Linked DNA regions of Mus musculus: region 2 is linked to region 1. The links are chromatin loops, found by intact Hi-C in ENCODE. Cell type or tissue: heart. All regions are shown on one strand. Each heading gives the region's core, and the rest is flanking DNA. Links, peaks and the distances in the headings are about the cores only.

Region 1 (7,966 bases), core at 2,018-4,517:
AGGGGAAGCTGTCTCATTAGGGTATCTCCAACCAGCAATCCAGCAATCCATAGCAGCAGCCATAGCCATAGATAGCCATAGCAATAGAAAAAGCAGCAGCAGCAGCAGCAGCAGCAGCAGCAGCAGCAGCAGCAGCAGCAGCAGCACGGGGAGCGCGGCAGCCACCACAACCTGCTTGGGGCTCTTGCACTTATACCCTCTCAAGAGTCTTCAGAGTCCCAAGCATATACTATATATACTATCTTCAAAAATCATGCCCCTCCTAGAGCACAAGACAATTCTAGTTAGTAGCTGTGGGCAATTCTAAGCAGCCCCCTATCCTATACCTGGGATTAAAGCAAAACCATATCGGTTGATATCCGCAAAGGGGATAACATTTGAAGTGTAAATAAATAAAATATCCAATAAAAACAAAACCAAACCATATTTGCATAACATAACTGGGGTTTTAAAGAAATGAAAATTCTCACTACAAGGGGGCAGGCCCAGCTGACCATTTCTCCTCCCTTAGTCAGCCTGACAGCCCAGCACTCTGCTCAAAACCCCACCCACTCCCATAAGGAAAGGGGGACAATGCCTTCAGCAGAGCTCCCTGAAGCAGTGGGGTCACAGCATTTATATCTCACCAGGATCCTTAGGGTCCTACCTGTGCCTAGGGACATATTGGGAACAGTTTCTTTTTTTTTTTGGTTTTTTGAGACAGGGTTTCTCTGTATAGCCCTGGCTGTCCTGGAGCTCACTTTGTAGACCAGGCTGGCCTCGAACTCAGAAATCCGCCTGCCTCTGCCTCCCGAGTGCTGGGATTAAAGGCGTGCGCCACCACACCCGGCTTGGGAACAGTTTCTGAAGACCCTGTTCTCTGAGAGCCTGGCCATTATGTTCTATGTGGCTCCATCTCTACTGGGGACCCAGATGGGGAAATTAGAGTAAGAGGGAACAACTGATAAGCCAGGATGGGTACATGAACCCAGTGCCAGCTAGCACCTGTAAATAGGTCAAGACCATGCCTATTTACAGAGAGGCCCATGAAGGAATCCCACGGCAAAGGCACCAAGCAAAATGTGAGAGGGCAATCCAAACCCCTGACCCTGGTTCTCTGAGACCATCCCAGACAGGAGAAGCCTGGGTACTTGCTATCACCTTATTCTCTACCTTCTAATCAAAGTATGGGAAAAGTAGCTCTGGAAGACAAAACAACACTGAGTGTGTGTGTGTGTGTGTGTGTGTGTGTGTGTGTGTGTGTGTGTACTGAGCCTGGCTGTATCTCAAAGAGCTGAAGGACACTCTGCCCTGTACACTGGCTGAAAGCATATCTCATGTAGTACAAACATCCTCATACAGGGAAGGCCTGGGAGACTGTGCTCCTGGGGATCAAGACTTACAAAGCAGGGCCATGCAGTTTCAAACATTTATACACATAAAGTAAATACATGTAAGGGCTGAAGAGATGGGTTAGCTGTAAGAGAACTAGTTCTTGCAGAGGATCTGAGATTGATTCCTAGTACCCACAGGGAGGCTCACAACTGTCAGTAACTCCGGTTCTAGGGGATCTGACACCCTCTTCTGGCTTCTGCCAGCTTCAGAAATGTATGCTGTACACTTGCATGCTTGCATGCAAAACACTCATACGAATATAAATGCATGGCTGGCTGTGGTGGCACAGGTCTTAGATCTGCACACATAGGTATGTGGATCTCTGTTTGCTGAAGGCCATCCTGATCTACATAAGTGAGTTTCAGGTCACCGGGGCTGACACACTCAGATCCTGTCTGAAGAAATAAATGTTTAATTGAAAAGGTGGTCAAAGCCGGGCGTGGTGGCACACACCTTTAATCCCAGCACTTGGGAGGCAGAGGCAGTCGGATTTCTGAGTTCCAGGCCAGCCTGGTCTACAGAGTTCCAGGACAGTCAAGACTACACAGAGAAACCCTTTCTCAACAAACAAACAAACAAAATGAAGAAAAATGTGGTACATTTGCAAAATGGAGAAACCCTGTCTTGAAAAACCAAAAAGAAAGATAAGAAAAGGTGGTCAAAATATATAGACTATTCTCATTTATCTCTCTCCAGCTAAAGAAACAGCCACCTCCACAACTGCACAAATACCAATCAGGTGGAGAGGACTGGCAGGACAGAACTGTTTTCAGAGGATAGATATCAATTTGTGAAGCCTCCAGGAACTGGATAAGTGTCACAGGGAAGCTATTTGGCAGAAGCAATCTAGTAGCTCTGGTTTGTGGCTGGGAATCTTAAATGTGCTGGAACAAGCTGGGCACATGTAACCAGGGAGCGGCACCATGGGATGTTGGGAGGGAAGGCCCTTGGTCCCTATACTTTTGTTCCTATCATGTCTCCCTAAGTGACACAAGAGGCACAAATTCATAGAGTCTGAGTGACTGATGATGCTCAGACACGTGCTCCTAGATCAGAACAGTGTTCCCGTTCTGGTGCCTCCCTAGATTGTAACCTTATATGGGAGAGTAGTTAGTGGTTAGCTGCCAATCCTTCTAGACACACCCAGATGTACATTTTGAATTCTTCATAGTGAAAAGAAGAGGTGTGCTACACCTAGTTTTTCTCTCGGAATCTGGGGCAAAGGAACTCCGACTCTCCTACTAGGGCGTGGCCCACAGCACCGCGACCCTCCTGGGGCTAGTAGGAAGTAATGATATCGCCATCGTCTTTGCCCAGTCTCCAGTCTCCCTAAGAACACGTCTTTTCCTGAGAATTAGAGTGGGGCGGGCCCAACTAGCGAGGAGGACAGTGAGCGCCTAACGGAGATTTTTTTCCTCTAAGGGAGATTTTAATTGGTCTCCTGAAAGCAATCAAGCACCTATCATGGTGCTCTTTGTTGGCTCTTAGACGTCAGCTTTGTGGGTGGGTCTCCAACCTCCCGGGTGACAAAGGAACTTCGGAGTCCCTACCATGGAACGTTCGCGCCATTTCCTGTAGCCTTGAGGAAGGCCTGAACCAGCACTCTAGAGCCCTGTAAGCAAAGGAACACCTCCGTGACGGTCCAGTTCCACTGAGAAAGACTCCCCTTTTCAAGTCTTAGAATATTGGCAATCATACGTAATAGCAAAACCTGTCAATGGCTCTCCGCCCAATATGGCCAGGCGGAAGCTGGTTTCTCTTGCCTATGTGTCGAAATCCCATTCGCCAGCATGCAGTTCCCTATTCCGGTATCCAGTCACCAATAAGCTCTGTGCTTCGTTCGGTCCCGCCTGGTACACATGCGCAGAGCAGCGCTGCATCTATGATCTTAGCGTCTGATAGAGCGTCGACACCACCCCCTGGCTGTAACTCTATGGTTGTTACAGTGGAAGATAGGCCGCCTATATAAGGCGTGAGCAGGCGTGGGAGCGTCTCTTTTCCTCTGGCGCGGTGAGTGAGTTCGGTCACGGTTTTTTACGATGGTCTCGTAATTTTTCTTTGGGATTTTTTTTACACTTATTCTGTGTCTGTATTCTTTGACTGTTTCATTACAGCCACCGACGATCCTATTGTCATCATGGGCCGCCGCCCCGCCCGGTGGTGAGTGCTGAACCCATGCAATCTTCCTACTGTGAAAACTGAGGGAAAAATGCATTTCTTTCGAAAGACTTTTTTTTTATGGGTGGACTCTCTGCCACTTAGAGACCCTGAAGTAAAGACTGACTTCGGGTTTTCTTTAATACTTTACTGGGACCTTTATTTTGAGGCTGTGGGTGGCGTTACCCAATACTAAAGCGCTTGGGTAGAACTAGCATGTCCGTGTGCATCCAATCCTCTGCGTCGCAAATGAGCCTTTTTACAACGCCTACCAGGCCTTCTTGGTCACTTTTGCGTCCGTCTTTTATTTCCGGCCTTGAGCTTTGTGGTTTTTAACAGGACACCAAGGGCTGACCAGTCCGTAGGCGCCGCCTAAACGCGTGTCCTGAAGAGGACGCCATATTCTCTTAACGTGGCTAAGGCGGGTCTTCTGTCACATGCTAGGAAAATTGTGATATCTCACCCAACTCTGGTTAGAGGGTGATGCTAGTGCATGATTCTTTTTCTGTTTTATAATTTGTGTAATTGTTTAACAACAAGTTGCCTTAGAATCAGTTACCCTGAATGGAAACTGGATTCAGAGCTGGTTTAGTCCTGTTGTCACCATTAATCACACCTGAGTTTCCTTCCTTCTATAGTTACCGGTATTGTAAGAACAAGCCATACCCAAAGTCTCGTTTCTGCCGTGGTGTCCCTGGTAAGTAGTGACAAACTTCGAACTGGATCGGTGTTTGTCTATTCCCCACTTCTCGAGAACTTTAAACCACGTGTTTTTCAGATGCTAAGATCCGAATCTTTGATTTGGGACGGAAGAAAGCAAAAGTTGATGAATTCCCACTTTGTGGCCATATGGTGTCAGATGAATATGAGCAACTCTCTTCTGAAGGTGAGACAGCTCCCATTTGTTAATTGGCTCTTTTTTTTTTTTTTTTTGGTTTTTCGAGACGGTTTCTCTGTAGCCTTGGCTGTCCTGGAACTCACTTTGTAGACCAGGCTGGCCTCAAACTCAGAAATCCACCTCCCAAGTGCTGGGATTAAAGGCATGGACCACCATGCCCGGTGTGTTAATTGGCATTTCTTGTGTACTTGTGGATTATATATTATAATTTATTCAATGTCCTGACACCCTGTTTCACTGCTGTTATTTCCCCATTCAGCACTGGAGGCTGCCCGTATTTGTGCCAACAAATACATGGTAAAGAGTTGTGGCAAGGATGGCTTTCATATCCGAGTGAGGCTCCACCCTTTCCATGTCATCCGTATCAACAAGATGTTGTCCTGTGCTGGGGCTGACAGGTAAGCTGGTGTTTTATTTGGTTTTGAGACAGGGTTTCTCTGTATCCCTGGCTGTCCGGGAACTTAATGTACACCAGGCATATCTGAGATCTGCCTGCCTCTGCCTCCCAAGTGATTAAAAACCACCACTGTCCAGCAGTATTTTTAGGGATTTCTTTGATTTTTTGTGCAGCTAATTAAGCCGACCAAGTCCCCTTTTCCCATGGGGACTTTGGTGTGCAATGGTTGCAAACAGCAGCCTCCTTGGTAGTGTATGTAGCCTATTATCTATATGGGCTGCCTCAAGGGACCTTGGAGACAATTTTCTGGCAGTTGGTAATCAGGCCTCTGATCACAATGTTGTCCCTGATCTAGGCTCCAGACAGGGATGCGTGGTGCCTTTGGGAAGCCCCAGGGCACAGTGGCCAGGGTTCACATTGGCCAGGTCATCATGTCCATCCGAACCAAGTTGCAGAACAAGGAACATGTGATTGAGGCTCTGCGAAGAGCCAAGTTCAAGTTCCCTGGCCGCCAGAAGGTAGGTAGTGGTATTTAAGTTCTTCTGTTTTCTTGCTCTGGTCCTCCTTGCTGAGTTTGTTATTTTCTATTTCCTTCTAGATCCACATCTCAAAGAAGTGGGGCTTCACCAAGTTTAATGCAGATGAATTTGAAGACATGGTTGCTGAGAAGCGGCTCATTCCTGATGGCTGTGGTGTCAAATATATCCCCAATCGTGGTCCTCTGGACAAGTGGAGAGCCCTGCATTCCTGAAGGCTTCAATAGTTCTCCTATACCCTACCAAATCGTTCAATAATAAAATCTCGCATCAAGTTCGCTTATGTTTTTGTTTCTGATTCTTAAATACCATGAGGTTTTAAATTTGGTCAATTGGGACAGCTTATTGAATTAAGCATACATGCAAAAGGTTAAAATGATTTTATTGAATATTTTAAACCTGACAACACTGGCAGAGCCATGTAGTATAGTGCATGGAGAAGCAAGATTACTTAGACCTAAGGTTTTTCCAGTATGAGCTCATTTGTATCAGTTGCAGAAATCTTAGGTATGATCTGAGCCCATTTCTACTGGAGCTTTGTTCCTAACTACCTCAGGTGAAGTCCTGTCTACCCAACAGGATTCAAGCCCAAGGCACTTGTTGCTGAGTTATACTCCCAGCCCTAGCTTTCTCAGAATAGCAAGCAGCTATTTAAAAAAGCTGTCATTGACTTTCACATCTGAGACTACCAGTGCCCTGGTCAAGTCAATGGCTATCTAGTCCAGCTGAGATGGCAGGAGTGACAGCAGTAGAGCGGCTAAGTAGTGGGGTGGGATACTCAGTGGAGTGGCCTGGCTCAGTTCCACTTCTACAGGATAATGGTCACTGATGCGGAGAGCCTGAGGAGAGAACAAAATGAAGTGTCAGTATCTGGCTCACCTCCACAATTCTGCCCTCAGCCATTTTGCCCACCCAGCTTCTCTACCTCTTCCTCAGTCAGCTGAAACCTCTTGGGAAAGTCAAAGGTAGCTGCAGCCTTCAGCAGCATTTGGCAGCCCTGTCCATGCACCACAATTCGGTCATAGGTACAGTTAGTACTGGCCCGCACTGTAGTATCCTCCCCATCAGGAATCACCCAGTGGAAGCCTGCCTTAGTCCGGAGTAGCAGGCTTTTCAGACGTTTTTTTGTCAGCGATGCACAGTCTGCATTGAAGTCTCCAAGCAGAATCACATTCTAGAGACGACAGAAGCCACTGCGTCTTGCTAAAAGGCATTTGCACCATCCCCTCTGCCATGGAATCTATCACCCCTACCTCATTCTGCCAGCGCTGGTAGACATCCAGAAACACATCATAGAGGGCATTCAGCTCCTTCTCAACATCCTTGGGAGTGGTGTGGAGAGGAACCAGCACCACACTTGGAAGAGCTGCAAGGTCCAGGAAGCTGAGGCTGCCACAGCTGCCAGGCCTTCTACATAACCACCTCTGCTTCCCCCAGAAACCAACCCACAGGAAAACCAGCCACATCCCCCTCCTATTTCCTTGTACCAGGCCCAGATTTTTTTACCCCTCTTACTTTTGCTAGGGAGAGTGAAATGGGCCACAAATGGTTCTCGGGCAAAAATATCATCTGTGTCGTTGTATTGGTAGAAATTTAGGACCTGTGTCTTGTCAGACCTGGGAAGACCAAGAGGTAGGAAGTAGTGGCCCCACATCTTATATAAAAAGAGTAGAGTTAGTGCTCAAAGAGGAAGATGCCTGGCTCCTTGTTCTGCCACTCTCATGGGGGTACAGCCATTTTTTTCTAGAACTTAGGGTTTTTTCTTATTCCTTCTATTTTTTTTTAAAAGAAAAGTTCTATTATGTAGCCCTGTCTGTCTGTCTTGGATCTCTCTCTCTCTCTCTCTCTCTCTCTCTCTCTCTCTCTCTCTTTCTCTCTCTCTCTCTCTCATCTCTGATAGGGTTTCTTTTTGTGTACCCCTGGCTGTCCTGGAACTTGCTCTGTAAACTATGCTGACTTCAAACTCACAGAGATCCATCTGTCTCTGCCTCTGAGTGCTGGGATTAAAGGCATGGGATACCACTCCTGGCTTGGAGTTTTTCATTTATCACTGGGGATAAATTTGCACTTTGACACTGAGTTATGCCTCCAGCTCCCTGGAACTGTTTTGGTTGTTGTTTTTTAATTTAAGATCTTTGTTTTATTCTCTCATACATTACATACCGACCTCAGTTTCTCGCCTGCCCCCATCCACTCCTCCTCCATTTCCCTTCAAAAACAAAAAGAACAGGCCTCCCAGGAATATCAACCAAACACGGTATAACAATTTACAACTAGGCACAAACCCTCATATCAAGGTTGACTAGGCAACCCAGTTGTAGGAAAGGGGCAAAAGGAATTAGGAGTCCCAAAGCTGCACAACCATGAACATAGCTCAGACCCATACACGGTCTGTGATTATCACTTCAGTCTCTGTGATTCTCTATGAGCCCTGCTTAGTTGATTCTGTGGCTGTGTCTTGTGTTTTGCTTTATTTTTTATTAATTAATTAATTAATTAATTAATTTTGGTTATTTTGAGACAGGGTTTTTCTGTGTAGCCCTGGCTGTCCTGGAACTCACTCTATAGACCATGCTGGTTTGAAACTCAGAAATCCACTTGCCT
Region 2 (7,966 bases), core at 3,418-5,917, 100 kb after region 1:
AGATCTGAGGATACAGCTCAAAGGTACATGTCTACCATGTGCAAAACAGAGTGAGGAGGAGAAAGTGGGTTCTGTGCAGGGTCACCAAGCTGGTTCACTGTTCTGGCCCATATCCGCCCAGACACACTCTTCTTACCCCAATCCACAGGCTCCAAGGGACAGACTGGAAGGGACCCGAGCTTGCTTTTGTTTTTTTGGTTTTTTTTTATTGAAATATATTTCTGGGCAATACCCAACTATCTAACTCAGCATGGCCTCTTTGGCACTGAAAGCTGGGGCGAAAAGGAGTAAAAAAATAAGCCTGGATTTGTCTTGAGTGCATAGTGCATGAGAACTAAAGGCCTTTGGTACGGTACACAAGAACTGTGGGAAGAGAGGAGTATGGGGGCTGGAAGTTATAAAACTTGATCCAGAGGGCTCAGGGAACAGGAAACAAGATGCTATAGATGAACTGGCCAATAACCAAAGCCAACATCTCGGAGGTACCACTCAGTGCCACAATGAAAGGGGCCTGAGAGGCATAGTCTGCTTGAAGGCGGCGCAGAGACAGCTGTAGCATGGCTAAGGCTAGCAGGCTGTTTTGCACCCCTACCTCAATGCTGACTGTTCGTCGCTGAGCCACTGGCAGCTTCAGGCAGATGGCCAGGCTGTAGCCCACCAAGAGGCCAACAAGAGGCACTGTGAAACCCACCAGTACAATGGGTAACCTGACTCCCACTAGGATGAAGACCCCCATGTGGTAGGCCAGGAACAGGCCACCCAGGAGAAGTATAAAGCTGAAGGGCTTGATGACCTGTAACAGTAGTTCAGAGAACTTGGGGAGCTTAGATTTGATCACCACACCCGCTGCTATGGGGATGGCGATAAACAGCAGGGTCCCCAATATCTTGGAGATGGGCACGTGGAGTGTTTCATGGATGCTGAGAAGGTAGCTGTAGATGGCTGATGAGAGTGGTAGGAAACCAGTGGCAGCTACTGTTGAGATGAAAGTCATGGAGATGGCCAGGGTGACATCTCCTCCAAGGAGGAGACTGAAGAGGTAGCTCCCTCCACCACCAGGTGATGAGCAGGTAATGATGAGGCCCAGAGCTAAGGCCTTGGGTAGCATGAAGACTTTGGCCATCAGGAAAGCATAGAAAGGCATGACCAGAAACTGGCCCAAGAGGCCCAACAGCATGGGTTGGGGGCTCTGTAGGAGCTCCTTCAAAACTTCAAGTTCCACTTTGCAACCAAATGAACACTTGTTGACAAAGATAAGAGGCAGAAGCAAGTAGAGTATTGGGTTCTCTGAGAAGTGGCCCAAGTTGGTGTTGAGAGCAGAAGGGAGGTCTTCAGCAGGTGACACCCTGATGCAGAAATCTCTCCGTTCTTCGATCAGCAGGGGTGGGGCCTCATAGAAATCCATGAGCTGGAGGTGGAGTGGGGCCAGCCCAGCTAGACCTGAGTGGATGCCTACCACAAAGCCACCTCCACTGCTCCAGGTTATGGCACTCACATTCTTAATGGTCAGCACCTCTGTGTCCAGGGATATAACCTTAAGTATGGGGCTGGGGCCTGTCCCATTGGTCTGTCCAGTGTATTGGCTAGAGATCACAATGATACCCTCACTCTTCTCAGGGAAATCAAATTCTGTCACTGAGCCATCCCCAATACTCAAATAGTGACCACTTGTGTGGCCCAGAGCAGTGCTGATGTTGGCACTGGCCATCACTTGAGCTCCCCATGGTAGGCTGATGAACAGCAGGGCAGTTCCAAGCATGCCTACAAAACCTGTACAACCACCCTGTCCTCCCAGGCCAGGCAACTGCTGGGAGCTACCTCTGCTTTTCTTGACCACCATGGCACTTCACAAAGGATAGTTTTTTCAGGCCTCTTGTGTCTTAGGGAGACACCCTTGCTTGTGCTGTTGGAATGTCCTGAGAAGGGTCCATGGGAAGGTCCTGGTCCTATATTTTCTTCCTTGATAGCAGGATTTTTTCCTGAAAAGAAAAGGGGTAAAGAAAGTGGTTAATGAAGAGGAGAAATTGCAAGCTTAGGAGCATGGGGCTCTCAGACCTTTACCTCTAGTTTTGAAATAATGCTGGCCCTTGAATGTCATTCAGCCATCTCCTCTTTCAGCACAGCTGCCTCAAGCTTCTCAGCCCTCAAGAGGGGAATCCCCACTCAGGCTGCCAAATTACATGGACTTTCTTACTATGGTAACCTCATAGAGAAGTTCTAATACTGAGGGTTTTAGGAGAGTGATCTCTAATCCTGTCACCACTAGGCCATCCCACTCTCATTTCAAGATGCAAAGATACCACCATGGGAATGAACTAAATTGCTACCTGGAGGGGGTAAATATGGTGGCTCACTCCTGTCATCCCAGTATTTGGGAGGTGGAGCCAAGAGAATCAGGTGACTAAGATTATCCTTCAGTTATATAGCCAGTTCCAGGGCAGCCTGGGAGACTTGATAGTTCATTTCCAAACAAAGCAAATCAAATAAATGGCTTCCTGGGGGGGGGGGGGGAGAGACAAAAAGACTGGCCAGATGAGAACAAAGGGTGCTGATTGGGCCAGATCCAGGTCTTTAAAGAATAGAATAAGGGTGTCTAAGTGCCATTTGCCAGCTACAAAGTTTTAACAAAGTGATATGTGCAGTAAGTGAGTTCCAGAACCAAAGGCTGCTACTGACAAGCTGTGGCTACATGTCTTGTTTCATTTGCCCTATAGTTATGAGATGGAAGTCCTGTGAGACACACACCCCTGCTTCTCAGGGAAGCTATAGTGGGACTTCAGTAGGAATACAGTGAGGATACAATAGGTATCCACTGAGCAACCTTGTCTTTTTGTTTTTGTTTTGAGACAGGGTTTCTCTGTATAGCCCTGGCTGTCCTGGAACTCACTTTGTAGACCAGGCTGGCCTCGAACTCAGAAATCCGCCTGCCTCTGCCTCCTGAGTGCTGGGATTAAAGGCGTGCGCCACCACGCCTGGCCATGAGCAAGCAAACTTCTCTTGTCAGAGCTCCCTGGTCTCAGAATTTGAGCTCTTATATCTGTTGCTACATCTGAGAGTCTCTGCTTAGAGTCTTCTCAATGTATTACCCTATCAGAGTCTTTTTGTTTGAGACAGGGTCTTGTGTGTGTAGTCCTGTTGGCCTGCAATTCACATGTAAACTAGGCTGGCCTTAAATTCTCAGAGATCTTCCTGCCTCTATGTCTTATGTGCTGTAATTAAAGGTGTAGGCTACCACATTCAGTCCTGTTGTTGTTGCTGCTGCTGCTGGTGAGACAGGTCTTCACTGTGTAGTCTTAGCTAACCTGGAATTCACCATGAAGACCAGGCTGGAACTCAGATCCACCTGCCCCCCAAGTGCTGGGATAAAGGTGTGCACGACCTACCAGAGTTTTAAACTTACAGTGAACCTCAGTATTTCTAAGGGTAGAGTAACATGGGGCGAAAGGAGAGGTCTGCCTCCTTCCCTTTCTCAACTGGATAGTCAACACCTTTGTATTATCATCTGCTAGAACTGGGGCAACTTGATGGCAGTGGATATAGCAGGTTTTACATTATGCTGATTTTGAGTATGGGTCACTTACCCTGGGGGCCCTGGTCCAGCCTTGAATCTCGCTGATGAAGAGGGAGGCAGGAAAACCAGAGTAAGGTAACTAGTCAAGTAGAGAGAAAAGATGTAGGCATCAGAGTAGTGTGAGCCAGTTAAGGGAAAGACTAAGGACCATCCACCCATAACCCCATCCTACCAGCAGGACTAGTGGACCATAGTAGATCACTGCAAGAGGGATTTGGTCCCTATCCTACACTTCTGCTGATAGTGGAGCTGAAAGAGTTAGAGTAAACACACTCCAAGGCTGAGTGAGGAAGCAATACCATCCGGAAGTTTTTTTTTGTTTTTTGTTTTTGTTTTTTCACAGCAGCAAAGTATAGGGGCTGAAGAATAACTGGCAATGATGACCAGGTCTCCTCCGCACCTGACAGTTCAGGGTCTGTCAGGTGGCTAGAGAAGTTAGGAAGGGCTTACAACCCCCACGGGCAGTCTTGGGTTCTGAAGAGCCTCCACGTCACAACCGCACCCGCAAGACCTTTCGCTGGGTCTGGCCAGAGCTGGTGACCACGGACTGCGGACGGAGCCACAAGTCACCTCCCATCCTCACCTACCTGGTCGAAATCTCTCACTTGCTTCCGCGGCCACAGAGCTCCTCACAAGTAGTGGCCCGGGCCGGCAAACGCCGGCAAGTGAGGCCCGTCCTGCCCGGGCCTCGTCCCGCCCCCACAGGCTCCGCCCCACCAAGGTTCCATCCGCGTGCTAGGACTCCGCCCTCTCACAAAAGCACTCGCCCCTGGCGGGCTTGTGTCAGGTTCCCAACGGATGTGACGTTTCTGGAAGCGACGAGCTGGCCCTACCACGTGAGACCTGACTGCCTAAGTCACTGGTATTGGCATGTGGGGCAATAAGTACATTCTTGTGTGGTTACCTCCTCAGATAAAAGTGGGTGATGGGAAGATGATGTCAGAGGACATTAAACTGATACTAAATTAAAGGTCATGTGGTGATTGAAGTGATGGCTCAGTGAGTGTTTACTACCTTTTCAGGACTCTGGTTCAACTTCACATTATCTACTTAGCAGCTTGCAGCCGCCTGTAACTACAGTTCAGGAGCTTTGATACCCTCTTCTTGCCTCTGCCCATACTGGATGCATATGGTGCACATACAAACATACAGCCAAACATATGCATGTCATTTTTTAAAAGGTGACTTGTATCCAGGTAGTTCTGTTATTGCCGTATCTGCTTCTCTCTCCCCCCCCCCCTTTCTTTTTCTTTTTCCTTTTTTTCCGAGACAGTTTTTCTCTGAATATCCCTGGCTGTCCTGGAACTCACTCAGTAGACCAGGGTGGCCTCGAATTCAGAAATCCACCTGCCTCTGCCTCTCAAGTGCTGGGATTAAAGGCATGGACCACCACTGGCCAGCTTGCTTCTCTTTTTTGAGGTGTACAAAATAAACTTGTTTATCTTATTGTTTTGATCTCTTTCTTTCTTCCTTTTCCTTTTTTTTTTTTTCGAGACAGGGTTTCTCTGTGTAGCCCTGGCTGTCCTGGAACTCACTTTGTAGACCAGGCTGGCCTCGAACTCAGAAATCTGCCTGCCTCTGCCTCCTGAGTGCTGGGATTAAAGGCGTGTGCCACCACGCCGGGCTCTTTCTTTCTTTTTAATGAGCCTTGGAGACAGAAGCAGGCAAATTGCTGAGGTCAAGACTAGGTAGGTCTACTGAGAGAGTTCCAGGCCAGCTGTCCAGGGCCACACAGAGAAATTCTGTCTTTAAAAATCTATAATGAGGCTTCTGCGATGGCTCAGTTGATAAAAGCACTTGAGGCCTCTCAACACTACATGTTCAATGGAGGGAAAGAACTGACTCCTAGAAGTTGTCCTCTGACCTACATGAGTACTCATACACAAACTATAAATACACATTTTTTTTTGGTTTGGTTTTTTTGAGACAGGGTTTCTCTGTGTAGTCCTGGCTGTCGCAGAACTCACTCTGTAGACCAGGCTCGAACTCAGAAATCCACCTGCCTCTGCCTCCCAAGTGCTAGGATTAAAGGTGCGTGCCACCACTGCCAGGCTCATACACAATTTTTAAAAAAGGGTCGTTGTTCCCAAAGTTACTGGGGAAACTAGAATAAATGAGTATTGCTTTAAAATGAACCTTTTCTCAGCTATGCTAGCACTTCAAAGGCTGAGACAGGAGAATTGGATTTTTTTTTTCTCCCTGAGACAGGGTTTCTCTAAGTAGCCCTGGTTGTCCTGGAACTCACTCTGCTGACTAGGCTGGCCTCGAACTCAGAGATCTGCCTGATTTGCTTCTGAGTGCTGAGATTAACATGGTGCACCATCACCTGGCAGGAGGATTGGCTATTTAAGGCCAGTTTAGCTGGGCGTGGTGGTGCACGCCTTTAATCCCAGCACTTGGGAGGCAGAGGCAGGCGGATTTCTGAGTTTGAGGCCAGCCTGGTCTACAGAGTGAGTTCCAGGACAGCCAGGGTTACACAGAGAAACCCTGTCTCGAAAAACCAAAGAGAGAGAGAGAGAGAGAGAGAGAGAGAGAGAGAGAGAAGAGAGAAGAGAGAAGAGAGAAGAGAGAGAGAGAAGAGAGAAGAGAGAAGAGAGAAGAGAGAAGAGAGAGAGAGAGAAGAGAGAAGAGAGAGAGAGAGAGAGAGAAGAGAGAAGAGAGAAGAGAGAAGAGAGAAGAGAGAAGAGAGAAGAGAGAAGAGAGAGAGGAGAGAGAGAGAGGAGTTTTAGGATTTTTTTCCCTCCATATCCCCAACCACCCAAAATTGGCTTCTCTCACACCAGTAGCAGAGGTTCATTTCTATGGGGATCAAACCCAGGTCTGTTTTTGTTGTTGTTGTTTTTTGTTGTTGTTGTTGTTGTTTTGGTTTTTGGTTTTTCGAGACAGGGTTTTTCTGTGTATCTCTGGCTGTCCTGGAACTCACTCTGTAGACCAGGCTGGCCTTGAACTCAGAAATCCGCCTGCCTCTGCCTCCCGAGTGCTGGGATTAAAGGCATGTACCACCATGCCCGGCCAAACCCGGGTCTTAATGCAAACTTGACAACACTCTATGACTGAAATATACCACAAGCTCCAAGAGGTTCTTTAGCTTTATGTATTTTTTATTTTTCTAAAAAGATACTTATTTTTATATTATGTATGCATGTATGTGTCTGAGTAATATCTCTTTTTACCTTACAAGTAAATAACAATAATTTTTATGTTACATATATTTGATGTTACATATATTTGTTTTTTAAAAATACATTTATGGGCTGGAGAGATGGCTCAGAGTGTAAGAGCACTGACTGCTCTTCCAAAGGTCCTGAGTTCAAATGCCAGCAACCACATGGTGGCTCACAACCATCTGAATGAGACATGACACCCTCTTCTGGTGTGTCTAAAGACAGCTGCAGTGTACTTACATATAATAATAAATAAATCTTTTAAAAATACATTTATCAGCTGGGCGGTGGTGGTGCATGCCTTTAATCCCAGCACTTGGAACACAGAGGCAGGCAGATTTCTGAGTTTGAGGCCAGCCTGGTCTACAGAGTGAGTTCCAGGACAGCCAGAAATATACAGAAAAATCCTGTCTCAAAAAAACAAACAAAAACAAAAACCAAAAAACCCCCCACATTTATCTGGGACTGGAGAGACTGCTCAGTGATTAAAAGCACAGACTTCTCTTTTAGAAGACCTAAATTTCCATCATGTCAGGTGGCTCCCTACTGCCTATAACTCCAGCTCCAGGGGATCCAATGACCTCTTATCAGTGGCCTTATTAGGCACTACATGCATATGGACAAACTCATACACACTCTGTTGTATGACATTATTCCTGGATAGACTTAAACAAATGTCTACTTACCCCAGATACAGAACTAACAATAGACTAAAGTGAAGATACCTGGACTTTATTGGGGTTACTTACAGGAATATGGGCGAGGAGTTACTTACAGGAGCAGAAATGACTCAAAGATGGCTCCATTACCAAAGCCTACTCCTGTATGGATAACAGTTCATGAATGCTGGAAACCTACAGCATACTGTACATCTGCAGGCAGCTCAGCAAGTCAGGGTGTTCTTTTTCTTTTCTTTTTTTTAAAAAGATTTATTTATTTATTATGTGTAAGTACACTGTAGCTGTCTTCAGACACACCAGAAGAGGACATCAGATCCCACTACAGATGGTTGTGAGGCACCATGTGGTTGCTGGGAATTGAACTCAGGACCTCTGGAAGAGCAGTCTCTCTGGAGCCATCTCTCCAGCCCGAGGGTGTTCTTTTTCAGTGGTTCAGTTGGTGTTAGCTTCTACTAGGCAGCTCATCTGGTGTCTCTGCTTCTTTCAGGCTGCTATGTTTTTTTTTTTTTTTTTTTTTCTAGACTGCCAGATCTGAGCAGCTCAACCAGTCT

Evidence for each region. Hi-C counts contacts between places; a loop is a spot of excess contacts. Peaks named below come from ENCODE experiments on the same cell type or tissue, not always from the same donor. Only the 100,000 strongest peaks of a DNase experiment are listed, where the experiment ranks them.
Region 2: it touches region 1 in a loop (2.2-fold over the local background); 1 of 42 quality-filtered maps calls a loop at or near these places.

What each region holds. Positions count from the first base shown.
Region 1 is chrX:74,267,491-74,275,456 of GRCm38, forward strand. It overlaps Rpl10 (ribosomal protein L10), which reads left to right and starts at 3,326. Exons shown (of 7, transcript NM_052835.3): 1 at 3,326-3,384; 2 at 3,489-3,534; 3 at 4,170-4,228; 4 at 4,310-4,417; 5 at 4,689-4,827; 6 at 5,182-5,344; 7 at 5,425-5,645. The coding sequence starts at 3,512. The coding sequence ends at 5,577. It overlaps Dnase1l1 (deoxyribonuclease 1-like 1), which reads right to left. Exons shown (of 8, transcript NM_027109.3): 5 at 6,878-6,978; 6 at 6,616-6,728; 7 at 6,288-6,536; 8 at 5,727-6,201. The coding sequence ends at 6,079. Snora70 (small nucleolar RNA, H/ACA box 70) reads left to right here and starts at 5,002; the gene lies at 5,002-5,130. Mir7091 (microRNA 7091) reads right to left here and starts at 6,615; the gene lies at 6,537-6,615. In heart, for the core only: a CTCF peak has its summit at 3,302; DNase peaks (open chromatin) are centred at 2,821, 3,231 and 3,851; H3K4me3 peaks cover 2,388 bases; H3K27ac peaks cover 2,244 bases.
Region 2 is chrX:74,369,033-74,376,998 of GRCm38, forward strand. It overlaps Gm44504 (predicted readthrough transcript (NMD candidate), 44504), which reads right to left and starts at 4,317. Exons shown (of 6, transcript NR_103489.1): 1 at 4,159-4,317; 2 at 3,582-3,650; 3 at 1,819-1,979. It overlaps Slc10a3 (solute carrier family 10 (sodium/bile acid cotransporter family), member 3), which reads right to left and starts at 4,317. Exons shown (of 3, transcript NM_145406.2): 1 at 4,159-4,317; 2 at 3,582-3,650; 3 at 185-1,979. The coding sequence starts at 1,840. The coding sequence ends at 419. In heart, for the core only: a CTCF peak has its summit at 4,362; a DNase peak (open chromatin) is centred at 4,319; H3K4me3 peaks cover 1,252 bases; H3K27ac peaks cover 1,041 bases.